3 separate regions of the Homo sapiens genome follow, and all the other regions are linked to region 1. Evidence: read pairs that join two places in POLR2A ChIA-PET (ENCODE). Cell type or tissue: HepG2. All regions are shown on one strand. Links, peaks and the distances in the headings refer to the core of each region. The heading gives the core; the rest is flanking DNA.

Evidence for each region. Peaks named below come from ENCODE experiments on the same cell type or tissue, not always from the same donor. Only the 100,000 strongest peaks of a DNase experiment are listed, where the experiment ranks them.
Region 2: POLR2A ChIA-PET joins it to region 1 with 10 read pairs; 4 of 35 experiments call an interaction of 5 or more read pairs at or near these places.
Region 3: POLR2A ChIA-PET joins it to region 1 with 51 read pairs; 2 of 35 experiments call an interaction of 5 or more read pairs at or near these places.

The regions. Positions count from the first base shown.
Region 1 is chr6:167,214,661-167,219,154 of GRCh38, forward strand. No RefSeq gene overlaps it. Among named protein-coding and RNA genes, the nearest start is that of HPAT5, 11 kb to the right of the region's middle. RefSeq lists a silencer at 1,781-2,075. In HepG2, for the core only: a CTCF peak has its summit at 3,928 (motif pointing right); DNase peaks (open chromatin) are centred at 961, 1,321, 1,971 and 3,941.
Region 2 is chr6:167,340,065-167,344,558 of GRCh38, forward strand. It overlaps TTLL2 (tubulin tyrosine ligase like 2), which reads left to right. Exons shown (of 3, transcript NM_031949.5): 3 at 41-2,624. The coding sequence ends at 1,615. Among named protein-coding and RNA genes, the nearest start is that of TTLL2, 17 kb to the left of the region's middle. In HepG2, for the core only: no CTCF peak of the experiment used is centred there; DNase peaks (open chromatin) are centred at 1,827 and 2,217.
Region 3 is chr6:167,306,198-167,310,691 of GRCh38, forward strand. UNC93A (unc-93 homolog A) reads left to right here. Exons shown (of 8, transcript NM_018974.4): 7 at 1,582-1,713. Among named protein-coding and RNA genes, the nearest start is that of TTLL2, 17 kb to the right of the region's middle. RefSeq lists a silencer at 1,504-1,798. In HepG2, for the core only: no CTCF peak of the experiment used is centred there; DNase peaks (open chromatin) are centred at 334, 2,654, 3,704 and 4,164; H3K4me3 peaks cover 396 bases.

The DNA.
Region 1 (4,494 bases), core at 132-4,131:
GTGAGGACAAAGTGCACTGGGTTTTATTCAGTGTCGTTAATTAGGAAAGTACGTGTCCCACATATTTTCTTTTTCTTTTTCTTTTTCTTTTTTTTGAGATGGAGTTTCACTCTTGTTGCCCAGGCTGGAGTGCAATGGCGCGATCTCAGCTCACTGCAACCTCTGCTTCTGGGGTTCAAGTGACTCTCCTGCCTCAGCCTCCTGAGTAGCTGGGATTACAGGCATGCGCCACCACATATGGCTAATTTTGTATTTTTAGTAGAGACGGAGTTTCTCCATGTTGGTCAGGCTGGTCTTAAACTCCCGACCTCAGGTGATATGCCTGCCTTGGCCTCCCAAAGTGCTGGGATTACAGGCGTGAGCCACCGTGCCTGGCCTACACTTTTTCTTTTTCTTTTTTTTTTTTTTTTTTTTTTTTTGGTGAGACAAATTCTTGCTCTCTCGCCCAGGCTGGAGTGTAGTGGCACGATCTTGGCTCATTGCAACCTCTGCCTCCCGGGTTCAAGCAATTCTTGTTCCTCGGCTTCTGGAGTAGCTCAGATTACAGGTGCCTGCCACCACACTTGGCTAATTTTTTGTATTTTTAGTAGAGATGGGGTTTCGCCATGTTGGCCAGGCTGGTCTTGAACTCCTGACCTCAGGAGATCCACCTGCCTCGGCCTCTCAAAGTGCTGGGATTACATCCCACATATTTTCTTAAAAGAAAGCACACATTTGGGGAGAATAAAATTAGAAATCTAACTTGCTATTTAGAAAAACAAAAATGAAGAGAGCTGCTCTTGAGATGTAGCCAAAGCTACATAAAATTTCCAGCTTTTTCAAAAAATAGAGAACAGAGACCTTGTGTGTGTGCTGTGCTGCATGGAGAGCCAGCCTGCCAGGAGTGCAGGAACGCAGTACTAAAATGCCACTCACGCATGACGATTGCGAGTACAAAGTCCCCAGGAGCTTCTCAAGTATGTGAAAATATTTTCCCCAACATTTTTTTTTTGAGACAGTCTTGCTCTGTCGCCCAGGCTGCAGTGCAATGACGTGATCTCAGCTCACTGCAACCTCTGCCTCCCGGGTTCAAGTGATCCTCCAGCCTCAGCCTCTTGAGTAGTGGGACTACAGGCATGTGCCACCACGCCTGGCTAATTTTTATATTTTTAGGAGAGATGGGGTTTCACCATGTTGGCCTGGCTGGCCTCGAACTCCTGAGCTCAAGTGATCCGCCACCTTGGCCCCACAAAGTGCTGGGATTACAGGCGTGAGCCATCATGCCAAGCTAATTTGATTTATTTTTGAAAAAAATTACTTTTTCCTGTACAGAAAGACAGAAATAGTTTCAATTTAAATTAGCATCCCTTATTAAAGGGAGTCTTTATTCCAGTCATTCACCGGACTTGGACGTTGATACTCTTTGTTTGACCTTAGGTAACTTTGTTTGCACAATTCAACAAGGCTTTCCCTGAGAGTATCATGTGTCCATATAAGGAAAAGGAGAGTTGAGTCCACTATTTACATAGCTCACGAAGAACAAAAACCAAATATGAATGATCACATTCATTGGGAGCATTTGGAGAGTTATCGTATGGAATATTGTGGGGATATTTGTCCCAGTGTTCTCCTTTTCATTTAATGTGTAAATACATTTTAAAATTCATGTAAGTTCAGATAAGTCATGGTGCACTTCTGGTAATGGGATGTGCATTTGGGGAGCTCAGTGAAACACCGGCTCTGCCACACATCCAGGGGACAGTTTAAACAAATGCTGTTTGATGCTTATTGGTAACGTAGCTAAGAGTCCAGCAGCGACGTGACATGCCACTAGGTTATAATTCTGCACTGCCAAGAACACCAAAGTGAGTTGCTGTTTGTCTCCCCTCCATTAAATCAGTATTTGTTCTGTTAAGCAATGCCCCGGCCTGGCCTCGGGTCCAGTCTACCCCTTCCAGCCTCCAGGCCTTGATCCCGACGAGCCAGAGTGTGGCGCTGGGCCAAGTACACACACATTTTGGTGAAGAGCTTCACTAGGTCCACCTGCATTACTGGGGCAGCAGAAAGGACTGTGAAACACGGCTCCTTAAATCCAACAGTGTGGGTTTGTTCAAAGGTGATTTTCAGCTGTCCTGTGGATACGCAACCCACCAGGAAGACAAGAAAGGAAGTGCCTGGAGTGTTCAGTCCACGATCTATGAGGTCACGTGTGCTCTTTATCCTCAGTGCAGGGACAGCAGCCAGGTCTGTCATCTCAGAAACATTGGCCTGTAGTTCGTTTGTGGGTTTGCTTTTTCCATTTTCTAAGCCCCGAGTGTTTGCCAGATAAAGGCAGAATGGTGAAGTCTCTCCTGAAGGGAAGAGGGTCTCATGTGAGCCATGCTCACCTCCGAGAGGACACTTCATCTCACCTCATCAGCATCTCTTAGACACGCAGTCTTGCCTCTTTGGGCCTCTGACACCCCTCGGGGCCTTAGATGGGGTTTTTGGGAAATTCAGGGTTCCTACCCTAAGTCCTCATCTGTGTCATTTTCAACACCACCCAGTACGCACACCCTCCGGCAAGCGGCCACACACACTGCCCCAGCTTCCTTCTCTCCCTAATGACCTTCCTCCAAAACCCTTTCATGCATCTCCTTGTGGAAAACATGGCCAGCCAGCACAAAGCACCTCAGAGCTCAGCAGAGCCTGGCACCAGCACCTGATATATGGCAAAAATGTTAACTTCAAGATACATATATGGTTCAACTTCACCAATAAATGTTATCCTCAATAAATGTTAATTGACTAAGATGATATTTTGACTTTCAGAGACAATACAAATTGGAATAATACGTAAAGAAATTAGCATAACGTGGACTTCTTCATACTAACCGTGTTATCGATCAATCAACTTGGACCTTATTTTTATTTTTTGGCAACACTTTAGTTTACTTCAGTTCTGGCCTCTCATTAGTTCCCACGGATGACCTGTATTTTGATATTAGAGGACCTTCCTGATGTTTTATTGCACTGTCTGCTGGTCTTTCTCCCTTGGTTGCTTCAACTCACCAGCCCCATCCTCTAGGACTCGCTCTCTGGCTCTGGGGGCTGTTTCCAGAGGCTGCTCTTCCCCTCCCCTTCACCAGCCTGTGCCTTCTAAGGAGCTTCCCTTTGTGCACAAATAAACCTGGTCTGTTTCCATCCTTCCCAGCCACACCCTCCCTGTCCCTCCAGCACTTCTACTGGGATTGAATTTCTGAAACCATGGCTTCAGTTACGTCTGCTTTTTCTCCCCCTTCCTCCCAGTTCCTCCTTTTAATCTATGTTCAAAGGGATTTTTAAAAAATGACCAGTATATTTCACTCTCTGCCTTTTCTCTGTAGCAGAATAAAATGCTACTCTTAGAGGAGATAGTTCCCAGCATCCCCCAGTGTTCCTGTGACCAGGGCAGGTCTTAGGATGAGACCACAGGGCAGGTCCCCCAGTGGTCTCATCATAAGCAAAGGGACACTCTTATCTTACCCGACCCCTGAGGCTGCCTTCCCGCAGCCTACACATTCCTGCAGACGTGGAGTTGCCTGAGGGAAGAGAGTGCAACCTCTAGAAACCCAGAGCTGGCTTGGCTCTCAGAGCTGGTTTTGGCATTATGAGCTCTGTGTGTGCACTGGAGCCATGGCCCGGCCCAGGGCTGACCTGCCAAAGGCCAAAGAGGGGTACGTGTAAAGGATTTAAAAGGTGTCAATAGCCACTTCAGTCCTTAAAATTAACATCTGGGCTCTATCAGCTTGAGAAAAGAAGTGGTTCTGTAGATCTGCTCGAATCTGCAGGTCACTCATTGGACGTTAAAATGACAGATGCCCTGGGTGATACAAAGCTCAGAGCACGCGTGTTCCGGAAAACCGAGACTTCACCAGCCACTAGATGGCACCGTTTTGCTACGGCTGAGTTCACCACAGGCGCCATGTGTTCTTCATGCTGTAGAATCACCTTGTAAATCACCAAACTTCCGGCTAAAAAGTCAAAGATTAATATAAGGGAAGTCTACTCAATGGTTTGCTTTTTTAAGGAATGTACTCATGTAAGCAAATTAATATCAATTTTCTTGACATTTACATCTGAAATCTTTGTTAATAAAAGCAACACCAAATAAATTCGAACGTATCTTATACCATTTTATCTGCATAAAGATGAAGAAGGTATCTATAGGGAATAGAACGAGTTCTTGGCTACTTTAGGGAATTTCACACTTTGGAAATAAATGTACTCATGCTGTGTGTGTGTGTGTGTGTGTGTTTAAGGAAGAACAATTTGTGTAAATACAACCATGGCTTGAGAGAGTATTTTCTCTTAGCAAATGTTCCAAAGCATCTTAAATCTTGGCAGGGGCTGACCACTCCGCCTTCCCCTGGCTAGACAGGCCACCTCCTGAGCTGAGCGGGCATTTGGGGCTCTGGCTTCTTCCTCGGCCAAGGAGAACCCAGAGAGCCAATCAGAGAAAAAGCTTTGGGGCCAGTTGGCTGTGTCAGGCCCTCA
Region 2 (4,494 bases), core at 1-4,000, 130 kb after region 1:
TTGACCACTCTCCTAACCTTTCTCAATGATCCATTTTTAGAAAAAACCTCATTTGATGGCGGAAGATGAACCTTCAGGGGCCCTCTTGAAGCCGCTGGTTTTTCGCGTTGACGAGACCACCCCGGCTGTGGTGCAAAGCGTCCTCCTGGAGAGGGGGTGGAATAAGTTTGATAAGCAGGAGCAGAACGCGGAGGACTGGAACCTGTACTGGAGGACATCCTCTTTCCGAATGACCGAACACAACAGTGTTAAACCGTGGCAGCAGCTAAACCACCACCCTGGAACCACCAAGCTTACCAGGAAAGACTGTTTGGCCAAACACCTGAAGCACATGAGGAGGATGTATGGCACTTCCCTGTACCAGTTCATCCCCCTGACGTTCGTCATGCCCAATGACTATACCAAGTTCGTGGCTGAATACTTTCAGGAGAGGCAGATGCTGGGCACCAAGCATAGCTATTGGATTTGCAAGCCTGCTGAGTTATCTCGTGGGAGGGGGATACTAATTTTCAGTGACTTTAAAGACTTCATCTTTGATGATATGTACATAGTGCAGAAATATATCTCCAATCCTTTACTTATTGGCAGATATAAATGTGATCTCCGCATCTATGTTTGTGTTACTGGCTTTAAGCCTTTGACCATTTATGTTTATCAGGAAGGGTTGGTTCGGTTTGCCACGGAAAAGTTTGACCTCAGTAATTTGCAAAACAATTATGCCCATTTGACCAACAGCAGCATCAATAAATCCGGGGCCTCTTATGAGAAGATCAAAGAAGTGATTGGTCATGGTTGTAAATGGACGCTCAGCAGATTTTTTTCCTACCTTCGTAGCTGGGATGTGGACGATCTGCTTTTGTGGAAGAAAATCCACCGCATGGTTATTCTCACCATTCTCGCCATTGCACCATCTGTCCCCTTTGCTGCCAATTGCTTTGAGCTCTTTGGGTTTGATATTTTGATTGATGACAACTTGAAACCATGGCTTTTAGAGGTCAACTACAGCCCAGCCTTGACCTTGGATTGTTCAACAGATGTGTTGGTGAAGAGAAAACTTGTCCATGATATTATTGACCTGATTTACTTAAATGGTCTAAGAAATGAGGGGAGAGAAGCCAGTAATGCCACACATGGAAATTCCAACATCGACGCTGCAAAAAGTGACAGAGGTGGGCTTGATGCTCCTGACTGTCTTCCTTATGATTCTCTTTCGTTCACAAGCAGAATGTACAACGAGGATGACTCTGTGGTGGAGAAAGCTGTGAGTGTGCGTCCTGAAGCTGCACCTGCCTCCCAGCTGGAAGGAGAGATGAGTGGGCAGGATTTTCATCTGTCAACAAGGGAGATGCCACAAAGCAAGCCCAAGTTACGGAGCAGGCACACGCCTCACAAGACACTCATGCCCTACGCGTCCCTCTTCCAGTCGCACTCCTGCAAGACCAAGACCTCCCCGTGTGTCCTGTCAGACCGTGGCAAAGCTCCAGATCCCCAAGCAGGCAACTTTGTTCTTGTTTTTCCTTTCAATGAAGCAACTCTCGGAGCTTCCAGGAATGGATTAAATGTCAAAAGAATAATCCAAGAGCTCCAGAAACTAATGAATAAGCAACATTCCTAAGTGGTAAAAAATCAAATCAAGAAAAAGTGACATGGATTTTTAAAAACCAAGGATCCTGTCCTAGAGAAAGCAATAGTTCAAGTCCCTACCTGTGCCACCAGCATGTTAACTATGACATTGGGACTGAAGATGTGGCCATATGTATAAATATAACAGCTCTGACAAAGCACAATATGTTCAAGTGGTGATTAAACTACATTACATCCCATGTTTATTTGCTCAGGTGTCTTGAAAGAATTCTACAAATACCACACAGCCTCCCACCAGTAATTGAATGTGCTACACTACGATTATGCTATGTATGTATTTAAAGAGGAGAAAAAGATTATTCTAATATTTTTAAAGGATTATTAGGTGAAAACAGTACAAAAGAAGCCAGGAGTTAACTTTCTGTGTGTTTTTTTTTAAATCAACCAGTTATTTGTTAAAATTATTTTGTTAACTTAAGATCAGACAATCATTCAGAGTGAGATAAATCACTGAAAGCCCTAATGACTCTGTTGTTTACAAATCCTGGGCTTGAAATCAGACTTTGCACCAAAGAGCTCCCTGTGGGGGCATCTTTGGGCTGTATTTAAATAGTGGCCCCTTGGCCTTGTCACCATTTGTTTACCATCACAGCATGTGAGGTCATGGCCTCCCAGATCAAAGTATGCTGTCATTCCTGCCACATAAAAAGCATCTGCAGTCCTAAGACATAAAAATTCCAGTAGGTTACTTGAAAACATTATTCTAGTGAAAGTAGTCAGATACAAAAGGCCACATGTTGTATGACTCCGTTGATATGGAATGTCAGAATTGGCAAATCCATCAAAAGCAGATTGGTGGCTTAGGGGAGGGGTAATGAGGAGTGCCTACTGATGGGTAGGGGGCTTCCCTTTGGGGTGACAGAAATGTTCTGGAACTATATAGAGGTGATGGTTGCACAACACGGGGAATTCACTAAGTATCACTCATGGTACATTTTGTGTTATGTGTGTTTTACCACAATAAAAAAGTTAAAAGCTGGCCATGGTGGCTCATGCCTTCAATCCCAGCATTTTGGGAGGACAAGGTGGGAGGATCTCTTGAGCCCAGGTGTTTAAGACCAGCCTGAGCAACATAACAAGACTCTTCTCACTTAAAAAAAAGAAAAATTATTTTTTTATTTTAAAAAAAAAGGTAGGGATGGGGAAGTGCAGACAGGCGTATCTCCCAGCAGGTTCCTGGGTGGGCAGGCCTGGTCGCAGGTCATAGCTGAGAAGAGCTGGAGCCAGTTGAGAAGATCCCCCGTGGACCAAGGTCAGAAGTCAGCCTGCAGGGGCACTGCTAGACGTGTGCCTCCAGGGTCCCCAGGTGGACAGAACCACTCTCAGTCTGCAGGCAGGATGGGCCAGGACCGAGGTCCAGGGCCCTTTGAGGATCTGCCATAGGACAGAGGTTGGCAAGCCTACTCCAGGGACGGAATTGTGTGTCTCCTGGCAGGACCCCGGCTCGGCAGAACTCTCCCAGATCATAGCCTGGTAGGAAAGGCTAGACCCGAGCCCCAGGGCTGTGTCAGGATCTGCAAGGGTCCAAGTTCATTAAGCTCCATCCAGGGGCACTGGTGGGTGAGACTCTAGCAGTTCCCTATGTGACTGGAACTTCTCCTGGGTGGCAGTAGAATGGGGCTGGAGTCAGCATTCAGAGCTTGTTCAGGCTCTGCAATGGGACAGAGGCCAGCAACCCTATCGTGGTGGCCTAGACCAGCGAGTCTCCCAGCAGGCCCCTGTGTTGTTAAGAGGGCTCCTGGGTCACAGCCGAGAGGGCCTAGAGCCAAGAGAGGGTCCCGTCAGCATCTGCTGTGGAACAAGACCCACCGCAAGCCTCTGGGTGTTTCAGATGGGTGGGTCTCTCTCTGGGTCCTCGTAGGAGCAGGATTAACCTGCAACCACAGCTGAGGGGGGCTGGTGCCAAGGCACAGGGTAATTTTCACATCCACAGCTGGGACCATGTAGGTGGACCTGCCTGCTGAGGCACTGCTGTGCGTGACTTCTCCAGGACTCCTTGGCAGGTGGTTTAGGTAGACTGAAAGTGAAGGGATGGAAAAAGATATTTCAGGCAAATGGAAACCAAAAGAGAGCAAGAATGGCTATCCTTATGTCTGAAAAAACAGACTTTAAGTCAATAACTGTAAAAAGAGACAAAGATGGTCCTTACATAATAATAAAGGGGCCCATTCATCAAGAGCATGTTACAATTTTTAAGTCTGTGTACCCAACATTGGGCCACCTAAATATGTAAAGCCAATAATAATCAATCTGAAAGGAGACATAGACTGCAATATGATAGCAGCAGGAGGGCTTCAATACCCGACTTTCAACAGCAGACAGATCATCCAGACAGAAAATCAGTAAGGAAACATTGGGCTTGAAACTCACATTGGCCCAACTGGACCTAACAGTCATGCACAGAACATTCTCCAGGATAGATCATAGGTGAGGCCACAAAGCAAATCTTAGCAGCTTTAAGAGGACTGGATTCATATCAGGTTTCTTCTCTGACCACAGTGGAATAAAAATAGACATCAAAAACAGGACGATTTTTTTTAAAAAATCACAAACATGTGGAAATTAAGCAATATGCTCCTGAACAACCACTGAGTCAAAGAAGAAATTAAAAAGGAAATTTTAAAATATCTTGATACAAATGAAAATGGAAACACAACATACCAAAACTTATGGGATGCAGCAAAAGAAGTTATAAAAGAAAAGTTTATACCAATAAATGTCCATATCAAAAAAAAAAAAAGATCTCAAATAAACATCTGAACAATGCATTTCAGGGAAGTAGGAGAATAAACTCAACCCAAAGTCAGAAGAAAGGAAATAAAAACTAGAGCAGAAATAAATGAAATAGAC
Region 3 (4,494 bases), core at 204-4,203, 92 kb after region 1:
TCCTTTCTTCACCCCCTCAACAAGCAGGAATCAGATCTCTCCCCAAGCTGGCTCTGGGCAGGCACTGTGCTCGGCATGAGGCCACACAGCAAGTGCCTGCTCCGAGTGGGCACTCGGTGTGGTGACCAGGCCAGGGTGGGGCAGGGCAGGGTCTCTGCAGGTGCAAATGAGGGACACGAAGCCAGTGGTGAGGCCATGGGGTTCACGGAAAGACACGCTGGGGTTGGGGCAGCTCTGTTCCACATCTATTCACACAGTGGATAAGGACAAGACTTCTAAGGCCACAGACTCCTCCCTAAACACACAGCACCTTCCATTTTTCTTGGGAAGGGAAGGGAAGAGATGAGTCAGAGATCACGTGAACAATGAGGAATGCAGGCACTACGAAAAACAGCGCCTGGCATGTCAATGCCCCAGGCAGGGCTGGGTGTGGGGGCGCAGCCAGAGGAAGGGCACACGGTGAGCATCTGCCAGGGCCATGGAGCCTGGAGGCTCTGCCTGGGGTTTCCTATCCGTCTTCACGGCGCCCTGTGAAGCAGACAGTGTTCCCTTACAAATAGGAGATCATGGAGTGCAGAAGTGGAGGGACTTGCCTAAGGTGGCACAGCCCTGGGGCATGCGGTGTGGACCTGCCTTTCCGCTGACAGAGACCCTGCTCTTCCTCTGTGGCGTCTTGAGCGTCAATGGGCAGCCTCATTACTGCATCCTAGAGATGCCACAGCCTGTGGAAATTGGGGTCCCAAATCTGTGACCTGCTGGGACGAGTCACAAGGTGGGGCCCACAGATGCTACCTGCCTGGGGGGTCTGTGGCCTCCTCCCTTTTGTCCCCATGCCCCTACTTGGAAGGCTCAGATGAAACCATGGGCACACTTTGTCCTACCCCCTGGCTACTCGGAAAGGTGCTGGGATGCTTCAATTTATACCTAATGAGAAGGCCCTTCTCTTTCTGACTTTAAACCCTCTTAGCTTAGGGGCAACCTCAGGCCCAGACAGGGTGACCTTCCTTCCCAACATGATGCCAGACCACACCCAAGGCCCTCCAGGCTGAGGCTGCGGGTCACGCAGCAGGTGTATGGTGCAGAGCATTGATTTAGAGCTAGCAGCACGCATACACATCAGCTCACAAATTAAATGTCAAGGTTCCAACTAAAAAGACGACTTCCAGAGCATTAAGGGAACATTGAGCATGAAGCAAACATTGAGACAGTTCCAGAGGATGGTTGAGACGGTTGAGATGGTTGAGACAGTTCCAGAGGACGGTTCCAGAGGACGGTTGAGATGGTTCCAGAGGATGGTTGAGATGGTTGAGACGGTTCCAGAGGACAATTCCAGAGGATGGTTGAGACAGTTGAGATGGTTGAGACGGTTCCAGAGGACGGTTGAGATAGTTGAGATGGTTGAGATGGTTCCAGAGGACAATTCCAGAGGACGGTTGAGATGGTTGAGATGGTTGAGACGGTTCCAGAGGACAGTTCCAGAGGACGGTTGAGATGGTTGCTCCAGCACTGACCCACCTCCAGGCCCCTCCAGGCCATGATGATGGCCCTCATCGCCTGGCGGTTTCCCCTCTGCACCCCCAGGCGCGGTGACCCACGTGTCCTGCATGATTGCCCTACTGCTGTGGAGACCTCGTGCTGACCATCTGGCAGTGTTCTTCGTATTCTCTGGCCTGTGGGGCGTGGCAGATGCCGTCTGGCAGACACAAAACAATGGTGAGTCCCCAGCCCAGGCCCCTTCCTCTGTGGCAGCAGGGGGCGGTCCCTGGCCAAGGCAACTGTGGGGCTCATTAGATGCCAATGGGCCAGAGCCAAGAGAGATGAGTTGGGAGAGACGGGAGGGCCAAGAGGGCTTTGATGTCGCCTCTGAGTCTGATGTATTTTCTCTGAGCATTTATTCAGATTCATGATGCAAAACTGGAAAACCACCCAAGGTTCCTTCTGGGCACCATTCCCTCAGGATGATGTGGTTTTGCTTAAGTCAAGTCGCCCATTCGAGCTGGGGTGCAAGACTCTCTACCCCTAGGACAGCAGTCTCTTCATGACTGAAAACCTTTATTCAGATGTGCTTGTGAGCAGAGGCACACTCCCGTGTACCTGGGCCTGGGGTGTAAACATGCAGAGCCTTCCAAGGAGCCCACGGGACGATGGGAGGTGGCAGTGTGAGCCACAAGCCACACACATCACAGGTCACTAGGGTCAGTGTCTGTGGACGGGGCTCTGGGGCATCCTGGGCAGTGGTGGGTTTTCTGGGAGCAGCAGGTGGGGGCCCTGTGGATGTGGGGGAGCAGGGGAGGCCAGGGTGGGCTTCCTCCTAGAGGCTACATCTGCATCACGTATGGGCTGACCACTGTCCAGGTGGGGTGGGGTGCAGGAGGAACCAGGGCAGGAGGTGGCAGGGATGCTCCAAGGCCTTGCTGGGGCTGGGGCCCCTAAGAAGGCGGCCTGGGGGGAGTGCAGAGGAGTGGGGTGGAGTGGCAAGTCGGGTCCCCAAGTGTGGGGCCAGCATGTGGGGGAGGGTCAGATGCACCTAGGTCACTGGAAGCAGCAGAAAGCGCTGACACCCAGGAGTGACTGGGAGCTATGTGGAGTCGGCCCCGTGTCACAACAATCAATTCCAAAAGGCAGGTGACAAGGTCCAAGGTGCGGCCCTGTGGGGAGCCGGGAGGGCTGGTTGTCGGATAGAAGGTGACATCCCATGATGATGGCAGGAGCCAAATGCCAAAGTCCTCACAGAATAGGGTGGCCTGGCCAGGAGGTCAGGCAGGGCAGTGAGGACACGGATGGGAGATGAGCGGGAGCCAAGGAGCCAAGCAGGAGCCAGGGAGGAAGGGGCCCCAGGCTCAGGCAGCTGCACTAGAGAGGCCTGAGGGCAAGAGAGCTGGAAGGGGACATGGCCGTTGCACCTGTAATCCCAGCTACTCGGGAGGCTGAGGCAGGAGAATCACTTGAACTCCGGAGGCAGAGGTCATAGTTAGCCGAGATCGCACCACTGCACTCATGCCAGGCTCTGCTGAGCTCCGAGGTGCTTTGTGCGGGCTGGCTGTGTTTTCCACAAGGAGATGCGTGAGAGCGTTTTGGAGGAAGGTCACTAGGAAGAGAAGGAAGCTGGGGCAGTGTGTGTGGCCGCTTGCCGGAGGGTGTGCGTACTGGGTGGTGTTGAAAATGACACAGATGAGGACTTAGGGTAGGAACCCTGAATTTCCCAAAAAACCCCATCTAAGGCCCCGAGGGGTGTCAGAGGCCCAAAGAGGCAAGACTGCGTGTCTAAGAGATGCTGATGAGGTGAGATGAAGTGTCCTCTCGGAGGTGAGCATGGCTCACATGAGACCCTCTTCCCTTCAGGAGAGACTTCACCATTCTGCCTTTATCTGGGAAACACTCGGGGCTTAGAAAATGGAAAAAGCAAACCCACAAACGAACTACAGGCCAATGTTTCTGAGATGACAGACCTGGCTGCTGTCCCTGCACTGAGGATAAAGAGCACATGTGACCTCAGATCGCGGACAGAACACTCCAGCCACGTCCTTTCTTGTCTTCCTGGTGGGTTGCGTATCCACAGGACAGCTGAAAATCACCTTTGAACAAACCCACACTGTTGGATTTAAGGAGCCGTGTTTCACAGTCCTTTCTGCTGCCCCAGTAATGCAGGTGGACCTAGTGAAGCTCTTCACCAAAATGCGTGTGTACTTGGCCCAGCGCCACACTCTGGCTTGTTGGGATCAAGGCCTGGAGGCTGGAAGGGGTAGACTGGACCCGAGGCCAGGCCGGGGCATTGCTTAACAGAACAAATACTGATTTAATGGAGGGGAGACAAACAGCAACTCACTTTGGTGTTCTTGGCAGTGCAGAATTATAAGCTAGTGGCATGTCACCTCGCTGCAGGACTCTTAGCTACGTTACCAATAAGCATCAAACAGTATTTGTTTAAACTGTCCCCTGGATGTGTGGCAGAGCCGGTGTTTCACTGAGCTCCCCAAATGCACATCCCATTACCAGAAGTGCACCATGACTTATCTGAACTTACATGAATTTTAAAATGTATTTACACATTAAATGAAAAGGAGAACACTGGGACAAATATCCCCACAATATTCCATACGATAATTCCCTAAATGCTCCCAATGAATGTGATCATTCATATTTGGTTTTTGTTCTTCCTGAGCTATGTGAACAGTGGACTTAACTCTCCTTTTCCTTATATGGACACATGATACTCTCAGGGAAAGCCTTGTTGAATTGTGCAAACAAAGTTACCTAAGGTCAAACAAAGAGTATCAACGTCCAAGTCCGGTGAATGACTGGAATAAAGACTCCCTTTAATAAGGGATGCTAATTTAAATTGAAACTGTTTCTGTCTTTCTGTACAGGAAAAAGTAATTTTTTTCAAAAATAAACCAAACTGGCCGGGTGCGGTGTCTCACCCCTGTAATCCCACCACTTTGGGAGGATGAACCAGACAGATCACTTAAGCTCAGGAGTTCAAGACCAGCCTGG